3 separate regions of the Mus musculus genome follow, and regions 1 and 3 are each linked to region 2. The links are chromatin loops, found by intact Hi-C in ENCODE. Cell type or tissue: left cerebral cortex. All regions are shown on one strand.

Region 1 (4,000 bases), 47 kb before region 2:
GAACCCACACAAAAGCCAGGCTCTGCGGACCTGATGCTGTGGTTGGGAAGACAGGAAGTAGTGCAGCAGCCATTGCATTAGGCCCTGGAGCTACAATCCACGATGAGCCACGGTCATTGTCTTCTCGAGGTGGACATGTCTGTGGAGATCGTACCTCCAGTAATCCATGGTATTAATTGTATGTCACATGATCGACAATAGTGGCAAGAATGGGCACATTTTTCTATTCTCTTTTTTTTTTCTTGGTTTTTCGGGACAGGGTTTCTCTGTGTAGCCCTGGCTGTCCTGGAACTCACTCTGTAGACCAGGCTGGCCTCAAACTCAGAAATCTGCCTGCCTCTGCCTCTCAAGTGCTGGGATTAAAGGCGTGTGTCACCACACCCGGCATCCTTTTTCTATTCTTAAAACACAGTATTTTTTTCATTTTCTCCCTTTTACCCCCTCCCCTAACTGTCTGAAAAAGGTATCAGGCGAGGCCAAGCAGAAGAGGCAGTGGTCCAGCAGGGCCACGAGCTATGGCAAGACTAACATCCTAGTTAGTTTTATCCGTTAGCTTTAAGTAGTTAGCTCTGACACACCCTAGAGTCAGCTGAGAGGAACTCTCACCCAAGGACCTGGAGGATTGCTCTGTATTGGACTGACCTAGGGGCATGTCTGTAGGGTATGATCTTAATTGTTAGTTGAAGTTGGAGAGCCCACTGTTTGAGACACCATTCCCCTGGCACGTGGTAGTCCTGCACTGTATTATAAAAACCAAGCTGATGGGGCCAGGAGATGACTCAGTGGTCAAGAGCACCGGCTGTTCTTCCAGATGACCCAAGTTCAATTCCAGGCACCCACACAGTGGCTCACAACCATGTGTAGCTCCAGTTCCAGGGGACTGACAACTTCCTCTGACCTCCTAGGGTGCCATTCACAGACATACACACAGACAATCACATCAAAGTGATCCAAAGCCATACCACAGGAAACAGCGTGGGTCACCAGAGTCAGTGCCGTGAAATGACTGGTTAACGTGTTAACGTGTTAGCTGATAATGCATAAGCTGACTAGCCAGCATCAGACGGACTGAAGGCACTCTACAGCTCTGGCTGGAACTGCTTACAATGTCAGCATCTATCCCGAAGTCTAAAATAGAAGCAGAAGTCAGGAATGTTCCAAATGAGGAAGACGTTGAGACTCATGGGAAGCAGAAAAAATGTGTGATCCTGGCTTGAATCCTCTGCTTATAAAAAGCTGCCGATTCCACCGGAAAATCTTAAGTGGACTTGGCTGGAAGAAGGATGTAGGGCAATTCTTTGTAACTATTCTTGTAACTTTTCCACAGGAAACTATTTGAAAAAAAATTAAGTAGTATGATTGCTGTGGCAATACAGCTTATTTGAGCTACTGGTGTGGCTGAGAGAATAACAGGGTGCTGTTGGGTGGGAGATGGGTTGGGGATAACAAACAGGTGGCTCTGAGCAAGAAAGCGTGTTTGTCAGAGGGAAGGAGGATTCATGGTTTGAGCTTCCCTCGTTTGAGCTGTGAGTTTCTTCTTCCCAGCCATGTTGGCCCAAGCACCTTACCTCGAAACTCTCTGTTGCCCTCCCTGCTAGCACTGTCTGTCTACCAGATGCCCCCTGAAAGCACTGTCTACCAGAGGATCCTGAAGATACTGGGAAGCCGAAAGAAGGCTCCTTCAGACACTTAGGAGATATCAGTGCAGTGACATCATATGGCCAGCAGATGGCAGCAGGCAATTCTGGGAAAGAAGAGCCTACTGGAGCAGGGAGGGAGGGCTGGTGAGGCCAGGGCCTGGCTGGCTCCAGCTGTTGGCTCTCTGTGAATTACAGCCTCCTGCCAGGCAACAGAGCCTCCTACAACCCAACCTTGCTCTCTGGAAATAATGGGGGAAAGAGAAGGAGGGCTGAGAGAAAAGTCTTCATTGTGTTTTTGAAGAAAGATGCTTTTATTTCTTCCAATAATGCAGGAGAGAAAAGGAGAAGCCATCATTTCGCAGAACTTGAATGAAATGCCTCAGAGTCCTGGGAGTTAATAGAAAGAGTTGGATTCACTGGTGAGAGGGCGGGACACACCCTCAGTACTCAGGACAAAGGAAGAATACAGACTCAGTTCACTTGTAGTGTGGAGGCAGGGGCTTGAGAATCAGATGAGCCAATCTGTGCATTACAGGGTGTGGTTAAGTATTCGAAAAATCGCTGCAATTGTTGCTACTTATTGGACACTTATTGAGGGCCAGCAAATAACACCCGGCACCAACCCAAGTGTTCGGTGTGTGCTCTATCATGAAATCTCTTCCAGAGTTATGTGTGTGTATGTATTTTGCATATTTCACATTTAAAATTTCAGGCTTAGAGATTGTAACTCATTAATATAAGTTTGTGAGGGTGTTTTACTGTGTGCCTACTGGGGACATACTGACAAGACCAGGGTTGAGGACAAACATGATCCTTCTCTTTTTGTAACTTACTGTCTAGCTGTGAATCCTAGGGTTGAGAACAGAGCCAGGACTTGATTTCAGGTTGGTCAGATACAAACGACTTCTGCTGCCGTTCTAATAACAATAATCGCAATAAAGCTGCACCATTGCTTGCTGTTTAGCACCCCGCTTCCTCCGAGCAGGCCTTTATTAAACCTCTCATTTGTAAAGTAGAAGTTAAAAACACCTAGTTTATAGTTGTCTGGAGAATAAATAAGATAATTCTAATTAAATGCTTACTGTAGTCTGGCATCAAAACTCATCAATAACAGGTCATTGTCATTACTAGGACTGCCTTGGGGTCTGAGATCACACACACACACACAAGTCTCATTAACACATCCTGAGAACTGTCCAAGATTAGACTGTGTCCAGCCTTGAGGTGGAGGAGAGGTTTCATCCCGGAGATGCTAGTTGCTGTTGTTGTTGTTTTGCCTTTGGGAGGGTCACTCCATCATTCTCTCTCCATGTGTCCTGGATGTGGCTGGCCCCAACCCCACCAGGGCTAGACAGATAACTCAGAGCAAGCCGTGTGGGATAATTCCTCCTCCCTGTTGATCATCAATCGAAGGATGAGTATCTCATCCAAATAGCCAATGAGAGTCACTTCAAGGGCTTTTCAAAGAGTTACCAGAAAAGAAATGATCTTTCAACTGAGGCTATTTGCAGGAAGGAATATCAGAACTGAAAGAAGCTGAGAGCAAGGTCACCCGGGAGAAAGACTGTATGTAGTCAATGGATGGCTTGAGAATCCTGATGACATCATCCGAGCCCTGGAGCCAGGGGCTGGCAAGCTTTTACTGGAAAAGGCAGGATCATAAATATATCAGATCATTCCTGCGAGGACCCAACGCATTATGGCTTGAGAGCGGCCTTAGACACTGTGTAAAGAAGTTACGTGGCTTCGTGCCACTAAAACTATTTACAGGAGCACTTGATGGGGCCCGGAGAGATGGCTCAGGGCGGAATGCTTTTCCATAGGGCCTGGGTTCAGTTCCCAGAACCCACATCAGGAAGTTGATAATCCCATATCCAAGGAATACTGCACCCTTTCTGGCCTCTGCAGGTACCCACATACATGTGGGAGACACACATTCATAAGTAAAAATAAAAATTAATCTTATAAAAAAGTCAGGCAATGGGCTAATGATCTCTCTTCTCTGAGGCTGTATGGAAAGCCAGACACCACTGGACTCTTCAGTTAGGGCTGCTGCTCACTTCCTTTCCGGATTAGGCCAGTTTGAGATTTATATCACAACATTGGAAAGGGCTCTGATACAAGCTTCAATTTGATAAAATATGACCTTAATTAATCTGGCATGTTACAGATTACCTAATGGTAAAGAGACTAATTTATCACTCCTATCACCAAGTGGAAACTTTCGGGGCAGCCATTCTTGCTCTAAGTCTATTCTGCAGTGGCTCGTGTTTGAGGGCGCGTGATCCTGCCAAGGAAGTTGAAACATAACTGCCACTAAATCTCCCCAGAGAAGCAGAGCAGGCGTGGGGTAGGGTGCA
Region 2 (4,000 bases):
GTCTGGGGACTTACTCTGACAAGTCTAATGTGATGGAGTTTGGATCTATTTACACAGTGGGAGGATCTGGCTTTCTGTTTTTAGCCTTGTCTCCCAGGAGGGAATCTGTGATCTCCATGGCAAGGTCTTAAGAGGCTTCTGCTCTTTTGGAGTATTGTCCTGAGACGGCTGTGAAAAAGAAGTCAGTCATTTACTGGGAGATGAGTTAGCAGCAGAACTGAGCGGTCCCTGTTAATGGCACTGACTAGAACTACAGTAGCTTTGGGTTTTTAGTTAAATTCACCAACTAGCTCAAACAGTGCATCCATGAGGGAACTGCTTCACTAACATAAAGGATGGTTAAATTGTTTAAAAACATTGATTGGCAAGGGGGTGGGGGCAGGTATTTACAAAGCCATAGCCTACTGAGATTTTGAAGATAGTTTGAAAACATTACTCCTTTGTTACTTTTGGTAGTGGTAACACATTCAAACGACTACAATGGGAGGGAAAAGCCAACAATTTACTTATGTTTCCAGTATAAAAGTTTAAAGGGATGTTCCCTAAGTGTTTTCTGAAGTACCAGATGTTTCAAAACAACATTGTATTGCAATGTAAGACGCTAAGAATCCACTCTTTGGACAAAGTAAGAAAAGCAGAGACAACGTTTGTGAACTATAAGACCTATGAAGAACAGAGTATTTAGAGACCTACGGTATAATTTTAACTTTCCAAAATCTTGGACAAATCACTTAAGTATCCTAAGTACAAAGACATGTAAATATGGGTGGAAAACTCCCATAGAGGAATTTACCAAAAATACAGTTGCTTCATGAGTAGCTAAGTAAGTCAAAACCAGGTTAACTCCTTTCAGAGATTTAGAACCCGTGTCGTCTGGTTAACGAGGAAAACCGCTTGTCTGGACCAAAACCCTTTAAGGTTTGGGAGTTTGTAAGCAGCGGTAGTTTCATTCACTTGTGTCTCACTCAAAGAAACGTCCCTCCTTTCTAAGCATTACTGACTATGTACCCTCTGTGCTCTGAAAAACCGATCCTAGCTGCCTGAAGCGAGGAAACCATCGTCTCTAGAGCTCCGGCTGGAATTCTGCCACGTTTCATTCCGGATGGAAGCGGCCGCTAAGGCAGCCCGTTCCACGGGCGGCTCCCAAGCGTGGCCCCGGGTTTGCCCTTCCACATCCGCGCTCTCCGACCAGCCTTGAGGCAGCCCCAGAGGCGGTCCACACTCACCGCTTGAAACGCAGTCGCCAGCAGCAAGCGCAGCCCCAGAGCGGGCCGCAGCCACCCACCCTGCCCTGCCGCCATCCCTGCGGTCTGCCGTCAATCTTCAGGGGTCTGAGGACCCCTGTGCCGGGGACGTCCACTGCACTGCCTGACGCGAAACCCGCCGCGAAAGGCCACTGCTACAAGCCTATTATCCCACAAAGACGAGTGTTAGTTAGGCGACCATGGGAGCCTGTAAGTGATCGATTGTTAAACAGTCCTCAGGTTCTTTTAGAGATTCAAATTAGGCATTTTCCTAAACTCCCCACACCGGGGCTTCTTATTCACGACATTCAATCGGCTATCCACGAAGCCCCAGCTCGGCCATCAGTAGCCCCGCCTCCTCCAAGTTTACCCAATCGGACAACGCCTTGCTTGAGTCCCGTGACAAGGAACCCAACCGTAAATCGAACCGAAAGGGCGAGAAGCGGCCTCTCTTCGGACCAATGAACACCACTGTACCGGAGGATGGGGGTGGAGCCTCTGGTTGCCGGGCAGCGTGCGTCAAGGCGTGCGCGTGGTGGCCGAGGGGGAGGGGAGGGGGCGGGCCGAGGGCGGCGCAGCCGCAGCCGCATCGCCACCGGAGGAGCGCGCGGCCGCGAGCGACCGAGGGAGGGAAGGGAGGAAGCGAGGGAAGAGGGCGTGCGGCCGTGGGGTCCCGAAGCCAGGGGGCAGCGGCAGCGGCAGCGGCAGGAGGGCGCCAGGGCCGTCGAGTGGGCCGGGGAGAAGCGTGCACCAGGCGGCCGGCGCTGGCTCCCGCGGGCGGGAGACCGGAGAGGAGGAGGGGGTCGCTGCGGCGCGGCAGTCCGCGCAGCTCCCGGGTCGGGGTCTCCTCCCGGCGCTTCGGTCGCCCTCGGGGCCCCGCTCCCCGCCCCCCGCGGTATGTCTTGATCGCGAGCGGCGGGTTTCATGGGGCTCCTCAGGATTATGATGCCGCCCAAGTTGCAGCTGCTGGCGGTGGTGGCCTTCGCGGTGGCGATGCTCTTCTTGGAGAACCAGATCCAGAAGCTGGAGGAGTCCCGGGCGAAGCTAGGTGAGGCAGCCGAGCGGTGCGCCGGGGCCGGGCTGGCGGGTGGGCATTGCCGGCTATAGCAAGTGGGCTTCCTCAGGGGGCCTCGGAGAACCTCGAGAGCTGGGACCCGGGCACGTCGAGCTCCCGCCACCGGGGAGGGAAGCTGGGCTGATGAGCTGCACGCGCGAGGTCTCTGGCCAGAGGGCTGCCCCGTCGGCCCTTCACTGAGAGAGGGGACCCAGGTCTGCCTGGAGCTGGTGCTGCTGGAGGACACAAACGCTCCCTCTCTCTTCTCTTCCAAATCGTTCTGCAAAGCCCCAGTCATGTGCAGAGATGGGGACTGGAATTTGAATTAGGGGCACCTGGGCACAGGATCCTTTGGGGATGGTGGTCGTGGGGAGATTCGTCGCGGGGAGATGGGTAGAAATGGAAGGAGACTCCGGGAATGATGGGGAGTGAAAGCGGCTCACCGTAGTGAGTGGCAGGCATGCCTGAGCCTAGGGCAGTAAGGGACCTTAGAACTGACAGCTTTGGTAGGCTGGCGGTGTGGGACAGCGGAGCCGATGATGGCACGAAAAGGAGACATCTGGGGGACTGAAGTTCTTTATGAGTGACGCTAAACTGGTTGATTTGGGCTTCAGAGTGGGGTCGTAAGTTTAGGCTGATTGCATGTACAAGAGGGGAACGTTGAGGGTTTGGAATTGCAGGGTTTACCTTGTGAAAGGAAAAGAGTGGGGAGAGTGAACCATATGGGTCTCTTAAAGCGTCTCTCTCAGTGCCCGAATGGAAAAGGGTGCTTGAAACACAAAATTGGAGTGCGAACTTGTGCAACAGCAGTCGAAAGCGCGGATAGTCGGGTGCTTCCGGATAGTGGAGAACTTTGGTATTTGGAAGTGCTCTGGAGACAGGGACTTAATCATTGACGCGTTTTGATTTAAAAATGTATGTGACACTTGAAAATCAGCTCAGAGAATGTAATTTGAATATGGGAAACAGCTTTTGCATACACTTTGACCTTGCCTGTTTCTTAAACACGATTTAAAGTTACCTTGAGGAACAGCTAGATGCAGCTTGGGGGTGCGGATTAATTTTCAAGAAAAGAAGTACCAGAAAAGAATTTAAATTTTATATATAGTAGATATTTCCAAGTTTTTGGTAGATTTTAAGGAAGCCTTGAACACATTTTAAAGAATAGTGTTATAAAAGCAAGAATCGTTTGATTGATGTCCAGCTCCGTGTGAAAGAGAAGCCAAAGGTACTTGCAGTCCAGTCCTCCTTTCTAGAGTGAAATTTGAAGAACTACTGAATGTATGTACTGGATTTAGAAAGGTTTTATGTGCTAAAAGTTATTCAGTTTAAATATTGAAGGTTGAACAGTATCTCCTTTTGCCTTTCACGTGGCTCATCTGTACAACATTTACAGTCAGAGTCTGGCCTCATTCATGATCCAGTTTTACAGGAAAGAAAGTGACTCAGCTTACAATAAATTAAAAGTTGTTAAAATGAGCACTTGTATTTACTATTTCTTCAATTGGCTTTTGGAATTCTCTAGCTGTAGAGGCTCAACCTGATTGAATGTGCCTATTGTCTTCCTGACCTAACAGTTTCCTCTCCAGCGCTTGGAAGCTGTTTGTGGACGCCACCAGAATAGCTGAGGATATAGAACACCACAGGTAGAACCATGCGTACCCTCATAGTTTTCATAAATGGGAAAAAAAAAGTCCTGTCA
Region 3 (4,000 bases), 90 kb after region 2:
TCCTTCATATGAAGTCAGATTTCTGTTTAGCAAGCATTGACTTCTTTATCAAAAATGTGGCCCCAGAATTCTTACTACTCCTTGAAAGGCTTGGCCATATGAGCATGTCTGTCTCCTCTCCCTTCCATCCTTCCATTTGCTCATGGGGAATAGAGTCAAGGCCTGGCATCCTGCTCCATCTGTCTTAGCTAACAGGATCAACACAGTTTAAATCTCAGCAGCGTGCTGAGCGCCCTCTCCAAGTGAGTAGACAGAATTCTCTGTAGTAGGACTGCTGTCCAGAACCAGAGGTAGTTTGTCAGGATGACAGATCTAGGTCTAAGATGCGTGCTTACAAATTGATGGTCTAAGTTTCTTATGTGTGATATTGGAGAGGAAAGCATACCTAGAAGGGATTTGTCTCAGGAGCTGAGGAGGGTCAGCCTGAAATCTGACTCAATCATTTTTAAATCTGCATAGTAACATGATTACCAGAGTTTTCCTTCGGTGTGTTCAGTCATTCAGTCATAACTAATTGATTCCTCCTACCACAGTATACCTTGCAATGCTCTGAGCGTGAAGCGGCCAGTGATGCTGCTCAGTGTCTCACAGCTTCTCCCCCCTCCCATGCTGCTCAGTGTCTCACAGCTTCTCCCCCCTCCCATGCTGCTCAGTGTCTCACAGCTCCTCCCCCCTCCCATGCTTCTCAGTGTCTCACAGCTTCTCCCCCCTCCTATGCTTCTCAGTGTCTCACAGCTTCTCCCCCCTCCTATGCTGCTCAGTGTCTCACAGCTTCTCCCCCTCCCATTCTTCTCAGTGTCTCACAGCTTCTCCCCCCTCCCATGCTTCTCAGTGTCTCACAGCTTCTCCCCCTCCCATGCTTCTCAGTGTCTCACAGCTTCTCCCCCCTCCCATGCTTCTCAGTGTCTCACAGCTTCTCCCCCCTCCCATGCTGCTCAGTGCCTCACAGCTTTCCCCACCCCCATGCTGTTGAGTGTCGCACAGCTTCTTCAATTATAGGGTCACTTCCCACCAGTATTTCACCTCACTCAGAGCAGACTTTTCTGTCACTGTCACTGTCCATTTTGTGAAATGACCATTCCAGAACATCTATATAACATCTATATTACTCAACAGAGCATTTCTTCACTATGTCTTAGTGGGAATATTTTTAGGACATTTGAAGGAAATGAGCAGTGCATCTTATTCAGAGTTACAGTCATTGCAAGCACTATATTTACTGTAAACCCGTTGAAGACATTGTTTATTTTTATATATAATTGGACATATGAAAAAGCTCTGAGCTTTCTTTGGGAAAATCCTTATAGACGTTGAGGGTCTATTTTCTCAATCTTGGTTATAAAGATCGATACTTGGGTGTCTGGAAATTGATTTGTTTTCCTTCTGCCTCGGGCACTTGCGAACCTTGAGTTTAATAGCAAATATGTTCACTTTTAGGATAGACAGTTGCTTTCTTTTTCCTGGTTCACTTTTTTCCCTTTTTATTGAACCTATTGAAATATGTTTTAGAAATAAGCTCTTTGGAAAGAGAAGGCATGCGAAAAAGCTCTGAGTATTCGAAAGTAACAGAGCTGGAGGCAGAGAGACTCTGCAGACTGTGGCAGTACAAGCCAGGGTCTGTGTGTGGTGAGGATCCCCTGGGGATGAAGGTCTGCTGCAGCTGTGAGAAGATGACTTCAAGTCCTCACGTCACGTTTATGTATCTGGTTCTTTCAAACCTGGATGAGGAGCAGAACTGAAAACAACATTACTAAATTTGGTTTCATACAGACTAAATTTCTGGTATGCATCGAACTGTTATTTGAGGCTCTGTTTTCTCTTAACCTGTTAATGTAGTAAATTATACCAACTTTCCAATAAGTAAATTATTCCTAGGGTAAACATCATTCCTAGAGTAAACTTTGCTTCATTTTGGCTTATTATTATTATTATTAACATTGAATTTAATTTGCTAATTTCACTAAGCACTTGTATGTTTGCATTCATTGAATTATATCAGTATTTATAATAAGTCTTTCATTGTACTATATGAGTCTAGTTACTGATGTTGGAATATGGCATTATTCCTCATAAAATACACACACCCCTTCTTGTATGGTTTGACTCATTCAAAGATAGATGAGGTGAATCCATGTATTAAATCTGGATCACCTCTTTAGAGAAGAATTAGCTGCTGTGGCTAGTATAGATTTTTTTTTAAAGATTTATTTACTTATTTAGTTATTTCATGTATATGAGTACACTGTAGCTGTCTTCAGACACACCAGAAGAGGGCATCGTATCCCATTACAGATGGTTGTAAGCCACCATGTGGTTGCTGAGAATTGAACTCAGGACCTCTGGAAGAACAGTCAGTGCTCTTACCCACTGAGCCATCTCTCCAGCCCCAGCTGGTAGAGATTCTGACATCAGATTAATTTCTCAGATGGTTATTGTTTTTTCCCAGCATTCTCCCTTGAGGGGGATCGATATATACAACATTTTCCTAGGAATTTGGTCATTTTGTATAATTTAGTATATTTAAGATGTCTTCAGAGTCTAGAATGTAAAAGAAGTTAACTGGGAGATGAAGAATTGATCATCAGCATGAGAGGAAGTTTGATCTTTGGGCTAAAGCTATAAAACTAAGAGCACAAGGCACCAAGAACAAAATTTTCAAGAAGCGCGGAATTTCTCACCTCTGCTTACATTTATTGTGCTGTAGGTTTTCTGTTATACTCATAAAACAACTGATGTGAGTATTGGCTCAGCATGCCGGGCAGGCATGGGAGCAGAAGGGAGGTGCCGGGGCAGTCAGGATTCCAGAGGAGCTGGCATGTATGTTTAAGGTGCTGGTGACGACTCTGTACAGTAACTGATGTAAGACAGTGTTGGGAATAACTTCCAAGAGCAGCTTAGGAGAAAGTGGGCTCCTTCTGGCTCCCTGTGCTGTCCCAGGCTGTCCTGGTAGGGAAGGTGTGGCAGTGGGAGTGGCCTGCAGATGAGGTTGGTGCTGCCCTGAGTGGGGTCAGGGGTCAGGAGGCAGAGAGGGGCACTGAGCTCAGTTCCCTCCCCACCCCATCCATCTCAGGACCTAGCTCACGATGCGGGTGGCTCTGCTTACAGAGATGCAGAACATGCAGAACAGGTCTCAGTCGAGTTATTCTCTCTGGAAGTACCACACAGACGCCCAAAGATGTGCCCACAGTTGGGAAACAAGAAGGGTAATTTCTGGCTTTTGTGAAGACCATGCTCTCTCACCTGCCTTAAAACACGTTTTAGAACACAGAAAAACAGACTGCAGGCAAAATCTTTAACTTTTGTGATATTAAAGATCAACAAAGGTGCCTTAACAGTAACGTTAGGGAAACAAAGATCCAAGAAATAATTTTAGCTAAAGTTTTCCCACACTTGTCTTTAAGGTGAATTAAAGGTTAGTTTTTCCTAGTCCTAGCTGAGTTTGCCACTCATCAATTTATCATCTGCCCCCATCTGACTAAGCTCTCATTGCCCACTTTAGGAAAGTAGAAGTGGGCCTTTAAAACATCATTTCTTCACTGTGGGGTAGAGGACACTAGCGTGCGCCACTGCAGGCGGAGGGAGACCGTCCTTCCTGATCCGAGGGTGCTGCTTCTGCCTCTCCCCGTTCCCTGAGGTGCCCAGGAGTTACCAACACTCACCATTAGCTTCCTCTGCACCCAGATTTCTCCTATCCAGACAGCAGGATGCCTCTGCTTCCGCACTAAGATGCCTCGAATCGCCCGATCTCCAGGTCTGCTCCATCACCCCGAGACTTACCTTGGGAAGCTCCACTTTAGCATTTTCCTCTTCCTGCAGAAGGCTGCAAAGCATTACAATGAAGGCATTTATAGTCTGAGTCACATTACCATCGCTTTAGCTTACTAGATAGGATTGTGTTTCTAGTTGGTTGCAAATGTTGATTTTTCTTTTCAGTTTGCAAAACTGTGTGACAGAAAATCTGTAGCTAAATATCACTTTATGATTTCCATCTGTTCGAGTA

The links. Peaks named below come from ENCODE experiments on the same cell type or tissue, not always from the same donor. Only the 100,000 strongest peaks of a DNase experiment are listed, where the experiment ranks them.
Region 1: it touches region 2 in a loop (2.3-fold over the local background); 15 of 42 quality-filtered maps call a loop at or near these places.
Region 3: a loop joins it to region 2, with 1.8 times the contacts of the local background. A loop is called at or near these places in 2 of 42 quality-filtered maps.

The regions. Positions count from the first base shown.
Region 1 is chr3:144,614,959-144,618,958 of GRCm38, reverse strand. No RefSeq gene overlaps it. Among named protein-coding and RNA genes, the nearest start is that of Selenof, 47 kb to the right of the region's middle. In left cerebral cortex, a CTCF peak has its summit at 1,719 (motif pointing right); DNase peaks (open chromatin) are centred at 1,228 and 1,733.
Region 2 is chr3:144,568,026-144,572,025 of GRCm38, reverse strand. It overlaps Hs2st1 (heparan sulfate 2-O-sulfotransferase 1), which reads left to right and starts at 1,810. Exons shown (of 7, transcript NM_011828.4): 1 at 1,810-2,292. The coding sequence starts at 2,169. Selenof (selenoprotein F) reads right to left here and starts at 1,599. Exons shown (of 5, transcript NM_053102.2): 1 at 1,227-1,599. The coding sequence starts at 1,301. In left cerebral cortex, a CTCF peak has its summit at 1,926; DNase peaks (open chromatin) are centred at 1,641, 2,211, 2,747 and 3,043; H3K4me3 peaks cover 3,541 bases; H3K27ac peaks cover 2,342 bases.
Region 3 is chr3:144,478,462-144,482,461 of GRCm38, reverse strand. The region is part of intron 1 of Hs2st1 (heparan sulfate 2-O-sulfotransferase 1); the gene reads left to right. Among named protein-coding and RNA genes, the nearest start is that of Gm43707, 32 kb to the left of the region's middle. In left cerebral cortex, a CTCF peak has its summit at 2,259 (motif pointing right); DNase peaks (open chromatin) are centred at 246 and 3,882.